2 separate regions of the Mus musculus genome follow, and region 1 is linked to region 2. Evidence: chromatin contacts called from ENCODE Hi-C or POLR2A ChIA-PET data. All regions are on one chromosome and are shown on one strand. The core of a region is the stretch at or near the end of the contact, and the rest is flanking DNA. Distances in the headings are between cores, read along the strand shown.

The links. A loop is a pair of places that touch in the nucleus more often than their neighbours do. ChIA-PET counts read pairs that join two places held with the same protein, here RNA polymerase II (POLR2A).
Region 1: a loop to region 2 is called in a map of heart, with 2.0 times the contacts of the local background. The contact joins the promoter of Dnajc14 here to the promoter of Zc3h10 in region 2. A Hi-C loop is called at or near these places in 1 of 37 maps with a recorded cell type or tissue (heart). POLR2A ChIA-PET finds 5 or more read pairs at or near these places in 3 of 5 experiments (Patski and embryonic stem cell).

What each region holds. Positions count from the first base shown.
Region 1 is chr10:128,801,921-128,808,640 of GRCm38, forward strand. It overlaps Dnajc14 (DnaJ heat shock protein family (Hsp40) member C14), which reads left to right and starts at 3,634. Exons shown (of 7, transcript NM_001359825.1): 1 at 3,634-3,763; 2 at 4,248-5,700. The coding sequence starts at 4,291. Tmem198b (transmembrane protein 198b) reads right to left here and starts at 2,527. Exons shown (of 5, transcript NM_178066.3): 1 at 2,313-2,527; 2 at 1,178-1,437; 3 at 16-597. The coding sequence starts at 1,352.
Region 2 is chr10:128,543,412-128,549,981 of GRCm38, forward strand. Zc3h10 (zinc finger CCCH type containing 10) reads right to left here and starts at 4,335. Exons shown (of 3, transcript NM_134003.2): 1 at 4,283-4,335; 2 at 3,417-3,480; 3 at 149-2,127. The coding sequence starts at 2,075. The coding sequence ends at 768. Rpl41 (ribosomal protein L41) reads right to left here and starts at 5,757. Exons shown (of 4, transcript NM_018860.4): 1 at 5,677-5,757; 2 at 5,538-5,562; 3 at 5,247-5,269; 4 at 4,699-5,018. The coding sequence starts at 5,549. The coding sequence ends at 4,976. It also overlaps the pseudogene Gm9176.

The DNA.
Region 1 (6,720 bases), core at 2,384-4,883, 260 kb after region 2:
ACAGCACTAACTCACCATTGGTGCGGCTCCCACGTTCCTCAGCCATGAGTTTCCACTGGGCCAGTGTCCCAAGAGCCCCCAAGACTGGCCAGGTTCCCAGCAAGACCCAGCTATACCAGCAGAGAGGAAGCAACTCTGGAAGTGCCTGCAGGCGTTCACCCAGTCTAGTGCCCAGTGCCAGTCCTTCCAGGAAGTAGTCAGCACAGGCCACCAGCACCGCAGCACCTAGCAGTGCTGTGCCCAGGACTGTGAATGGACGTGGCCACCGAAGTGTGAGCAGGGCTCCCAGCAGTGCCAGCCCCATCAGTCCGCCGACCGGCACCCAGGCTGAATGCGGCTGGTAGATGGGTTCAGTACCCAATAAGGTTCCAACACCCAGGGTCAGACCTAGCAGGAGACCGGTCAGAAAGAGCCCGACACTGCGGACCAGCATGGTGACCAGGCCGCAGAGGAGTCCGATGCCCAGTGCTATGCCTGCGCTCACCTCCAGGCTCAGCTGTGTCTCTAGCACCCGCTCTTTATGGCACAGGAGGAAGATCACCAGGGCTCCTGACAGCAGACCCGAGAGAAACATCACTGCCTTGAAGCAGCGGTAGCCTGGGGAGGGAGGCAGGAGGCATTGAGATACAGAAAGGGGGTCCTACGTATTGGGAGAGGAACAGCTAACCAGGGAGCAGAAGCCAGGTACAGCACACCGTGGCAACCTCAAGGAAAGGGGAAAGAGAAGTGTAAGCCCAGTGATAGAAGGAGGGAACTCAGAAATTCCGAGGGGATAGGTAGAGAAACCAGGAGGCAGAGTGGATGCACTGTGGGAAAAAAGCAGGACAGCATCTAGGTCCTCTAGGTACATGGGAAATCACCACAGACTGATTCAGATTCTGGGGAGAGTTGAAATCTCCGGTGGGAGGGATAAACTAGGAATGGAATTCTGAGGTAGGAGACAGAGGAAAAGCCCATAACGGAGGCAGAGGTGAGAGCCAGAGGGTACGGTACGGGCAAACAGAATAATGGGAAGCTGGGAGAGGCAGGATGGAAAATTCTGAAGGTAGGCATCTCCTAACAGAGGAGGTGAAGTGGCCTGGGAGCGAGGAAGACATTTGGCATCATTCTTGAGGGTAGCAGTGTTGGGAAGCTGCCCCTGCCCCCCACCCCATCCCCAGGCCCTGCCCTTTCTCACCAAAGCAGCAGTAGATGATTCCGAAGCAGCAGCAAAGGGCACACACAAGGGCAGGGGCCAAGTCGAGGCTGTCCTGGGGTTCCAAGACACATCTCGGGGCTGGGGGCTCTGGGAGTTGTTGGTTAAAGGGCCTTGGGTGAGATGTTATAGTCAGAGGCAATGAGGCTTTTTCCATGGTAGAAGAGAAGGTGGTCACAGAATGGAAGGTTAGAGAAATCTCCTTTCATCCATCCATAGCTAACTGGCAGGGGCTGGTAAACCTGGAAGAGAATAGAAAGCAGAAACCACAAATCTTGGGGATTCTGTACTTCCATTTCTTTTGAAAAAATGACTTGTTCCAACTAAAAAGCAATTCCTCTCATCTGCAGTTGGAATTCAATACTAAGCCCGGTTGAACCAGACCGAGTAGGGTTAATAACGTGGGAGAGGAAGGAAGAGGAGAGGATGAGTCACCTTAGGGTCTCAGAACAACTGCTTACCACCCTGAAGGGCTGAGGAGAGCAAAGGGGTGGGATTGCTTCCTTAGACCTCCAGCTTCATCCAGCTCCCAGAGGTCCTAGGCACGGGGGTGGCCATCGGCTCCCCAGGCCTGGAGTTGCTCTCTAAACTCCTGAAAGTCGGAGCCCAAAACCTGTAAGCTAAATGCAACCCCCAAGGAAGAAAGGGAACAGACATTTAAAAGTTTCAAATAAGGACTTAAAGAGTCACCCAGTCAGCCTCTGTCCGGATTTTGAAGTCTTGGCTTCATGCCGAGATGGAGTGGTTGGGGAAAGCCGAATACAGCCAGTCCAAATCCCATCGCCCTACATGGAGTAAGCAGGCGCCTTGCCCACAGATAATCTCCTCACATCTTGGTATCCACTTGCTACTAGCCTCAGACTCACACGGGAATTGTTCCACCCACCCTCTCATCCAGGCACGCCTGGGCTGCCAATGGGATTTGATGCTGATCCTGAAGGATCACTGACGATGAGAGGTTGGCATTGCGGGAGTAGGGTGGTGCGGATGCACTTTCCTTCTGCCGTCTTTAGGGTACTGAGGCTGAAGGACTGGAGACCTCCCGGGGCTCTTCTCAATCGCTTAAGAGTTTGGGACGCAAAACAAGGAGAGACCAGGAAGGGTGTTAACTACTCACCACCCTGCAGGGCTGAGGAGAGCAAAGGGGTGGAATTGCTTTCCTAGACCTCCAGCTTCATTCCAGCCCAGAGGTCCTAGGCACACGGGTGGCTGTTGGCCGCAGGCACCCCCTTGGGCTACTGTGCTCTGTTGCTCCCTAAACTCAGGCAAGTCGGAGCCCAAACCCAGGGAGCTAAATGCAATTAGCTTGGGGGCGGGGGTGTGTGTGGGGGAAGGAGACAGGGAGTGTGTATGGGGTGGGGGGGGGGGAGGATGACATCACGGGGCGGGCCCCCTCAATCTTTACCTCTGTCTGTGGGGGAACCCAGGCTACCCACTTCTCTAATCTAGGAGGAGGGACGCCCCCTAACCATAGCAATGAAGAGTTTTGTGACGCCCATCAAGACTAAGACGGAAGGTCTCTGAATGCTAAGGAGATTAATTACCAACTTAACGTTTTCAAAGCCCAAATAGGGTCCCAAAGCACCCGCTGGTCCAACTTGGTTTCTTCCACTTCCCAGAGAATTGGAGTATTGTCTTCTGGGGAACCGGGTGGTCGGGAGCCGGAGAAGGGTTTTTAACTAGTGCTGGGTGGGGGTGTTCATGGGTGGAAAAAAAAACTTGTGGAGCAAGACGGGCCTGGCAGGGACACTGGCAGAACTGTAAGGCTTTAAAGGAGTGCAGACGAGAGGTTCCATCAGGGTCTGCGTAGGGGTTGGGGAGCGTGCTGGCTTCGACCCAAAGCTTACTATGTAAATGAGATGCAAAGCAGCACGCAGATGAGTGCGGGGTTCTGTTACGCTGGACTAGGTTCTGAGCTCCGTGGAACCAGGTACCCCTAGCCGCATTCCCTGGCCCGGCCCTTACGCCGCGTTCACAGGGGGCGGATCGGCGGCGTGGAAGCTCGCCAGTTGGGTCCAGGAGAAGTGTCGCGTCTCTTTAGGGGGCTAGCTAGTCCGGGACACACACTTCTCCGCAACCTCTTGGCTGGACAGCCGACAGGGAAGGGTCTGGGCGAGCAGGGTCGCTGGCTCCTCTGCGTGCCCTGGGTGTCTGTCTGCACGCCAAAGACGGTGTGTGCTTCGGCAGCCGCCCTTCATCTCCGTTTCAGCAGCGACGACGAGGAGTACAGTTCGCAGGCTTCAGCTCGCTTACGGCGGGACCTGCGTGGAGGCGGAGGGCCCTTTAAGGGGTGGGGCCGGATGCTCTAGCACCGCCTCCTCGATTGACTCCGCGCCCGCCGCGCAAGTGAGAGCCTCGGCTAAGCGCTTTTCTCTTCCCTTCGCGACCTTTTCCCCCCCCCCGGTGACCCCGGAAGTGGAAGTAAGCGGCCGTGGCGGGGACGGAAGGCGGAAGCGGAGCGTGAGCGGGAGGCGGAGCCGGGGGAGCTGCTCCTGTAGCTCCCCCTGGCAGCTCCCCCTGGCCTCAGGCGCAGCTGCTTGAGGAGGGAGGAGTTACCGCTGCTGCTCGGTACGTCGCCTTCGCCCCTGGTACCCCGTCGGTGGGTTCTCGGGTAATCTTTTGCAGGGGCACCTCGAAGCTCCGCCCTCAGCTTTTCCTCTAGCCCTGCACGGTCCCCACCCTTTTCTGACAGATTGCGGCCTCCCTCTTTCAGGCAGTCTTTTTTTTTTTTCCTAAGAGTTACCCCCCCACCCCCCCGCCGCCCCGACCACACCCTTTGCGGCACCCCCCCTCCCCCCCATTTCTCAGATTGAAGATTGTTAGCTTCTTGGAGGAAGAAGAAAAAAAAATTAAGATTTCGGGAGTAAGGGGGTTTCTGAGGTCCGGGTTGGTGCAAGCAGGTTTGTGGTCTGCCTAACTCACGTTTATTGTTAGGGATAGCGAATTTGAGCTAACACTGCCTGGGGAGTGGGTACATTGAATATGTCATTTTGAGATTGTTTAACTCTTGGTTCTATCCTTGACCATTCCCAACTTGATATCTTTGTTACAGGCAATGATGGCAGTGACCTAAAATCCTCAGGAAGCCCGGGGTCATGGCCCAGAAGCACCCGGGAGAAAGAAGGTTGTGTGGAGCCCACCGCAGTGGTGGTACCTCCCTCAGTACATCAGGATCCTCTGTGGACCCCGAAATACTTTCATTCTCAGGACTCAGGGACTCAGCAGAGACTGCTCCTAATGGTACACGATGCCTCAAAGAGCACTCCGGCCCTAAGTACACACAGCCTCCAAATCCAGCCCACTGGTCAGATCCAAGCCATGGTCCTCCAAGGGGTCCAGGACCACCTAGAGGAGGAGGCTACCCTGATGAGAGCGAGACAGGTTCAGAAGAGTCAGGAGTGGACCAGGAACTCTCAAGAGAGAATGAGACTGGGTACCAGGAGGATGGGAGTCCTTCTTTTCTTTCCATTCCATCTGCTTGTAACTGCCAGGGAAGCCCTGGAGTCCCCGAAGGAACTTACTCCGAGGAAGGAGATGGCTCTTCTAGCAGCCTTTGCCACCATTGCACCTCTCCAGCCTTGGGGGAAGATGAAGAGTTGGAAGAAGAATATGATGATGAGGAACCTCTTAAATTTCCCAGTGATTTTTCACGTGTGTCCAGTGGAAAGAAACCCTTGTCCCGGAGGCAGAAGCACCGTTTTCTGATCAAGGAGGATGTTCGGGATAGTGGACGCAGAGAACCCAAGGCCCCAGGTCGTCATCGGCTGGCCCGAAAAAGAAGTCAGACAGATAAGCGCAGAGGCCTGGGACTGTGGGGAGTAGAGGAACTATGTCAGCTTGGACAAGCAGGCTTCTGGTGGCTGATTGAACTTCTGGTATTGGTGGGAGAGTATGTGGAAACCTGTGGCCATCTCATTTACGCATGCAGGAAGCTGAAAGGCAGTGACCTGGACCTTTTTCGAGTCTGGGTGGGGGTCTGGGCCAGGAGACTGGGGGGCTGGGCCCGCATGATGTTCCAGTTTCTAAGCCAGAGCTTCTTCTGTGTGGTGGGGCTGCTCATCCGTATTCTTAGGGTAGTGGGTGCTTTCCTACTCCTGGCTCTCGCCCTCTTTTTGGGATGTCTACAATTGGGCTGGAGGTTTTCGGTGGGACTGGGCAACCGGTTAGGCTGGAGGGATAAGACCGCTTGGCTGTTCTCTTGGCTGGGTTCTCCAGCCTTGCATCATTGCTTGACTCTGCTGAAAGATAGCAGGCCATGGCAGCAGCTGGTAAGGTTAATACAGTGGGGCTGGCAGGAGCTGCCCTGGGTCAAACAGAGGACTAAGAAACAGGGCAATGCACCTGTAGCTAGCGGGCGATACTGCCAGCCTGAAGAGGAAGTGACCCGACTCTTGACCATGGCTGGGGTTCCTGAAGATGAACTAAACCCTTTTCATGTGCTGGGGGTTGAAGCTACAGCATCCGACACTGAACTAAAGAAGGCCTATAGGCAGCTAGCAGTAATGGTGAGTATCCTTTGCTGCTTCCTGTTGCTCTTTCCCCATATTTTCTGTTCCAGTTTTTAGGGAGTGTAGAGTCAAGGGAAGGTGAAGGATTTCCTTTCTTTGTTTTGTTTTTGAGTTAGGGTTTCACCTTGTAGACAGACTAACCTGGAACTCATGATTTCTCCTGGCTCCATCTGTGAGTGCTGTGACTTACAGGTTTTGCCACTATACCTAGCTAAGGGTAGCATTCTTGGGAAAGAGTTATAAAGGCGTTTCTCTGACTAGGAATTTGACTTTTCTCCATCTTAAGTCTTTTGTCGTAAGGTCTTTTTTGGGGGGAGGGGGTGTAATATAAAAGGAAGGGTTGGACTTACTCTGCAGCAGCTAAGTGCAGCTCCTTTCCTTAGGGTCGGGAAGAGCCTAGTCAGACAGCCCCTTAGTTGCTATCACCTGAACAAAGGGATATTTGTTTTGTTTTGGGACATGGTTTTGCAGACTAGCTCCAGCTAGCTTTGAATTTGTGATCTTCCTGCTTTTGATTGGGAAAGGCTGGGCTCACACATACAGCACCATGAATGGTAAGGGAGGAATTTAAAGAAAATATCTTTTTTTCCCCTTTTTTTAAAGATTTATTTTGTTGATATGAGTACACTGTCGTTGTCTTCAGACACACCAGAAGAGGTCATCGGATCCCATTACAGGTGGATGTGAGCCACCATGTGGTTGCTGGGAATTGAACTCAGGGCCTCTGGAAGAGCAGTCAATGCTCTCAACCACTGAGCCATCTCTCCAGCCCCCAAGAAACTTTTTATTGATTCTTTGTGAGTTTCACATTCTGTGCCCCAGTCCCACTCATATCCCTGTGTGCTCTTGAAGCTTCTCACCTAAAACACACCACATGCGCGCGCGCACACACACACACACACACACACACACACACACACACACGCACACGCACGCACGCACGCACGCACGCAAGCACGCACGCATATGCACGCACACGCACCCTAAACAAAACAAAGCATGGAAAATGTCTTGTCA
Region 2 (6,570 bases), core at 3,085-5,584:
TCCCCAAACCAAAGCCCCATCTGGCCATTTGACATCTTTACCCTGCGTCCCAACTTACCCAGGCTACCTGGGGTAGGGCTTTACCCTTTTGTTGGCATGAGATCTACTTTCTGCTCCAATCTTCCCCAACAGCCATCAAAGAAATTTTCACTTTTGTTAAAAAATAACGTTCTTTTATTTCTTTGGAAAGTAGTGGGCACTGCCCTACAGATTTCCAGGCCAAGCGAGGTAAGTGAATGTTCCCCTACTCTGGGTTTGAGTACTATGGTCCCAGCCTTCCCAGGGGCCCAGGAGTGTTTTTGGGCCCCGAACCATCTGAAGGCTCATATGAGGTCTTTGCTCCTGACCACTGACTTTCACTTTCTCCATCTTTCCTGGCTCTCTGTCTGGGTGGGGAATTTCTCTCTCCCACACCAGTGCTGGAATCTGTGCTGTTCACAATGAAAACAAGACCAGGGACACCCCCAACTTCCTATGAGAAAAGACAGTCCCTCAGTCCTTTCTCTCTGCCGGCTCAAGTCTCCACTCCTGTGCAAGCCTGTTTGAGTTGAGGCCTGAAGGAGAGACCCCTCTCAAGAGTGGGGAGAACACACCAGCACAACCCTGCCTCAGGAGATGCTCCTACCAAGTATATTCCTTGTAGTCTCTTGTCCTAGTTTCTGAGTGGCCCTTCGGACAGAGCCTGGGAGGGCTATGCAAGTGGGGAAGGGCCCCGTGACCCCAGCCCTCGGATGCTGTAACAGGGAGTAGAGTATCCATTAGTCCTGTCAGTGTGGCATGGCTGTGATGCGCATGCTCTGGGAAGCAATGGGGTAAGTCACCATAGGAGTAGTGGTGTGGCTCATTGTGATTCCTGCTAAGGGCTGGGCCATGGACACAGCCACAGGAGCCACAGGAGCCACAGACACAGCTACAGGGGCCATGGAAACAGGTGGGGGTGCCATCCCCTGGGCGATGGTCTGAGCCAGAGCGGCTGACAGCGGCGTGATCTCGGGGTTCAGGTGTGGAGGTGGGGGCGGCGGAGCGGCAGGAGGTGCAGCATTAGTCGGGGGAGCAGCCGGTGCCCCTGTGGGAGCAACAAGTTCTTGCTGGGACACAGGCCGAGGCTGTAGAGCCTGGCTGCTCAGAGTGGTATGAGTCTGGGCGATGCCATGGTTAAAAGTGGCCACTGTGCCCACAGTGGGGGCCAGGGTCTGCTCAGTCGCGGGGGCAGTGGAGCTCAGAGTCATCACCTTGGCCTGATTCCGGAACTGGGCATTCTGCTCCAGAAGTACCTCATTGGTGGCCAGCAGGTTGCTGACCTGCTTCTTCAGCTCCTCCACGCGTTTCCTGAGCAGGGCGTTCTCCTCCTCCAGCAGTCTGCACTCAACCCCACGGAGCGGAGCCAAGTTACATTCGTAGGACTCGAAATGGGGGCCGTCAGGAGGGCAGCAGCCACCTCTCCGGCGCTTAGGGCCTGGTTCGTGGTCCTCAAAGCCCCTTTCCGGAAGGTCGTAGATGTCATAGAGATCATGACGGCGTCCTGGGGGAGCAGAGCCTGTGGAGCCTCCACCTCCAGTGCCTCCTCCACCGCGAGCATCAAACTCAAAATCCCTTTGCAGGTGACGAAACTTGCACTTGGCTCCTCTCTGACAGTCACCTTTGAGGAAGTCGCGGCAGATGGGGACCTCCTCCTTACCATTGGGTAGGTCGGCGGGTGAGAGACCCAGCCCAGCGGCCACTTTCTGCCTCAGCCGGGGAGGCAGCTCTCCTGTCTTCTTATAGCCATCCTCATCCTCCTTGGAGCCGTGGATGAAACGACAGTTGGGGCGGCTACACTCCTTGTTTTGGAAGTCATGGCAGAAGATAAATTCATTTTTGCTTACCCCCAAATTGGATACCTCACTCATGTCTGGGTGGCGGTATCGACATCGCTTGCCTCGTTTGCAGACGTTCCTCAGGAAGTCTCTACAGATGGCATCTGAGGTGGCTCCCCCGCTGCCTGTCCCTGCCCCACTGGCCTCCTCACTGCCACCACCTCCAGGGCCTCCACCGCTGCTGCCAGTGCCGTTGGCATAGCTGTCCCGGTCAGGCATCCTGGTCCCCCCCAAGTCAGGGTCTTCTTCCTTTTCTTGCCACTCTTGGCGACTGTTAAAAAAGAGAACTGTGTCAGAAAGGGGTCCTCCGGAAAGCTCCCTCTCTCCTGACCATACAGTGGGCAGGCTTCTGGGGCAATGGCTTTGGGAGATGGAGAATCCAAGGAGAATTCTAGCTAGCCCGGCTGACTTGCCAGAAGTCCCGCCCAGGCCCTTATGCACCTGGTCTTGTTTGGAGTGATTCACACTTGCCTGGCTAACACAGGAGGGAGAGAGCTGGGATGAAGCCACTTCATCTTACTAATGATGCTCAGCCAAGGAGGGGGAGGGAAGGGGAGAGTGTTAGATTTTTACCTTCTCTCATTTAAGTTGTGAGGGAGAAACTAAAACAGGTGTTGGTGTGTGAACAGACTGACACTGGAAAGAGTGCTCTAACACGGGCTGCTTAGCTTTGAGAACTCATGGAAGAAGGAACACCAGAAACAGAACTTCCCTTAATCCCTCTTCTACGTAAACTCAGCTCAAGTCTCCATGTATTTTAGAAATCCCTGGTTAAACAAAACAAAACAAAACAAAACTGGTGTCACTAGCTACAGGGTAACCCTGAAACCTGTCCATCTCCCAGTGTGTTCCACACACAAACACCCTCATTTCATGGAAAGACGTTCTGAGCTGAACTTTCTACTTTTAGATCCCCAGGACGAACTGTTCGAAGGACAAGGTGGAAAGGAGTTACTTTCATAGGAACGGTGACCTTTCTTTCCCCATTCCCCACCCCACTCCATGAAAATCCCACTGATATCAAACCATAGCACTCCTTACCCCATAAAAATCCTCTTTATTTATAGACTCTATAAAAGCTTTTTAAGTCTCCTGTTTCTCAAGAGAGCTCTGGAATGTCAGTCCACTGCCCTAATTCTAGCCCTCCCTTCTCTCTAACCCTGGGAGTCTAAGACTGGGAGTCCCTGCTACCACGTGTCTAATCTTTTAAATGTTCCCTGAGTAGGACTCAGGCTCCCCCTACTGTTCAAATAAGAGAAGTTCCTAGTTTCCGTTTGGGAATAAAGATACCTTTCTTGATTTCCCGTTTCCTTGACTTCCTTGACTTTGCTAGAATAACTAACCAGATTAGAAGTCAGAGATGCACAGGAATACACAAGATGGGAAAAGGAGCCCCAGAATATAAGAAACAACTGGTAAGAAACAAGCCCTTAAAAGATCATAAATGACGATCAGGTGAAGACTAAATGCCTTCAAAGCCTGACCAATGTTTCAAGTCCCACTAGAAGCAGATAACTGGATATGATAGCCTTCCTCACCCCAATATCCCAGAATTAATACCTGAGGTAGCTCAGGTGAAGTCCGGGGCTCCCGTGAGTCTCCACCTCCACATCACTGCTGGGTTCTGAACAAGAAACAAAAAAACAAAAAACGGAGATTTGAGTAGAACAAGGGAAAAACGTGAAAGGGATATGATGTGGTTTTCATACACTGGAATGAATTCTGACAAAAAGCTAAGAGCTTTGTGGCTTTTAGGCTCCCTTAAGAGGTCAAAGTGAACGTCACCTATCACAAGGAGAAGTCCCTATTAAGAAGGATAAGGGCTAGAACCGACCAATAAAAATTGGGAAGCTGAACTAAAAAACAAAACAGTTCCTGGTGAGGAAGGTTAGCGGAGCTTTACCTCAAGATGAGAAGGATATGGGGTTCAGAATCCGATCTAGGGTTGGAGTTCGGAACGCCAGCCAAACCTGAAAGCTGGACAAGGGCAACAACTGACTAGTGTCAGTGGGAAGGCGAGACTAGACTCGGGGGCGGTGATTACGACCATCCCCCAACACCCTAGAGTTCACGAAAAGTCCTACGAGTTTCCCTGGAAGTCTTCTGGCTTGGCCGGCTCCGCGATGCGGTGCCAGCACTCAGCGGTGGACCAGGTGACTGGGACACTGAGGAAGTGAAAGGGGAGGGGGGCTCGGGGTGACATCAGGCGGAGGGATGGGCAGGGCTGTGACGTCACGGGGCTGGCGTTTGCTTGGGAAGCGAGGTCAGTGAGAAAAGGGGCTCTGTCCTGGGTAACGAGGAAGAGCCAGGTCGGTTCCGGGGGGTTTGGGGGAGGCTCGTGTGGCCGGGCAGAACCCAGTCGCTGGGCCATCCCCGACTCCTCCCCTCCGGGCGCGGCCTCCACCTAAGTCTCCCGCCTCCCTCACCTGCCGCCGCCGCCGTAGTTGCTGCTGCCGCCTGCCGGTCCTCTAGCTTCGACAAAGAGCCGCCCACCCTACGGTTCTTCCGCTTCCTGCGGAAGAAAGAGACGCTCTAGCTACCAGACCCGGAAACACACTCTATGGTCCAACTTGCGTGCTAGTAGGCGCAGGAAGCTCCCAACAAGCCTTGCGCATCACCATGGTAACAGGACTCCGCCGGACCCGGAACTCCGCTCAGCGTCAGGTTCTACGCAGTGGTACCCCCAAAACGTAGGAGTGGCGCTGTGAACGCACCAACTCTGTAACTTAACCTCGGGCGCACACTCAACCGGCTCCAGCCAGATCAAACACCCAAACTATGTCGCCTATACAGAAACACACTCGAGTCCCCACCCCAAGGAACCGCAAAAAAACACGTAACAGCAGTTTGATTCTTCAGCTGACTGCAAGAGGGTTTATTGTACACGAGCTACACTTGGCCACAAGAGAACAGAGCTAGTCCAGAGTGCCGGGGGTCCAGGGCAGAGGGACTGTTTTGGTTGTAAGAAAGGCGGTCATTTCTCCAGGCGATCGCGGCGAGGTGACGTTCCAGGTCTACTGAGACTCATTACCGATGGCAGCACACAGTCCGATAGCTTGTCCCGGCCCTCAGCATCCCTCACTTCTGCTCCTGCAGGCGTCGTAGGTGCACGGGCTGGCTTACTTGGACCTCTGCCTCATCTTTCTTCTCTTGCGCTTCAGCCTGGAATGGAAGGCACACAAACCTGAGTTTTTTTTTTTTCCTTTGCACATCTATCAATACGTACACTTAGTGCACGAGTACAAGAGACGATGAGATTAACAAGCACCAGCTCTGCTGTACTGGGCGGCGACTCCTGCTTCCTTCCCGCCAGATATTTTCTTCCAACCAAATATCCCACACCGAGCTTGCCCCCACTGCCCCAAGGTAGTCTTGAAAAATTAAACGTACCTGCGCATTCTCTTCTTCCGCCACTAAAAAAACCCGATCATGTGAGGAGACAAAAAAGAATGTTAGAGACAGGCTTGTGCAAGGCCATGAAACTGCTCAGAACACAGGGCTTGACAAAGGACACCGGTTCAGTTTTAGAGCCGAATCCCTCATTTTCCCACCCCATCTTTTCTTCAGCAAGAATTTTAAGCCTCTCCCTGACTGCGAACACCCGAGGCAAACCGTCTGGAAGCCCGCAGAGGAACCATGGCGGGGACTAGGTGCCCGATTCACCACCTAAGAGCCGCTCACCTTCGCTCTCATGGCGCAGGAGTCTCTAGAGAGAAAGAGGGAAAAATGCCGTTAGCCCGCTGTGATGATAGTGAATGTGGAGGTCGGATGTTAACGGATTGCACTGGAAACCCGAACGCCAGAAAACCCCGCGACTAACCAAGGAAGATGGCGCTAAGACCGAGAGGGCGGAGAGGGAGGCCTACTGCTATTTAATGGCGTGCTCGGTGTCGTCACTTCCGAGCCGGCCCGTGTGTCGTCCCTTAGGGCGGGGCTGCTCGAGACAGCGACTTCCGGCTGCCTTACTAGAGTGCGTGTTATCAAGCCCCACCTTTCCGTCTATTTTAAGGATATTGTATTATTTCAACACCAGCACCTGTTTCCAGTATGGGACTGAGAAAAAATAGGCGGGGAAAAAAAAAAAAAAACCACTCCGTCTTCTCCCTCGTTGCTTCATGGGAGTTGTAGTTTCTTGGTAAACACTTCCATTTACTACTATTAATAGGTGTGGCTTGTAGTAAAAATTACTAGTTTTGCCCTGGCTTGATGACGCACGCCTTTATTACCAACTCCTGGGAGGCAGATGGATCTTTTTTTTTTTTTAAGTAAAAAAAAAAAAATGTCTTTAATCAGAAAGGATTTCTATTTCCTCACCACAAATACATTAAAGTAAAAAAAAAAAAAAAAAAAAAAAAAACACACACACACACACATAAAACATACATTTATACAAATTGGGAATCAGGGAAAAGTAGCAGAGCCTGGGTTAGGGCTGAGGATCCAGAGCAACTGGGGGATAGCTAATCATCTGTGGCTCTGGGTGTCCTTTAGTCATCTGTCTGTGGTAGGCAAGACAGGCGGACAAAGGATGCAACTCCAGTCTGATGGCAGTGTTACTGGCAAACTGTGGCAACGAGGCTCCTCGCCAGGCAATTTCTTCAGATCACCAGAGACGACAGGAGACAGTAGAGTTGGTGGGACCGGAGTGCCCGGGGCAGAATGGGTGAAGGGCTGTCCTCCTTTCTGGAGGACAAGGATGACACCAATGCTGGCT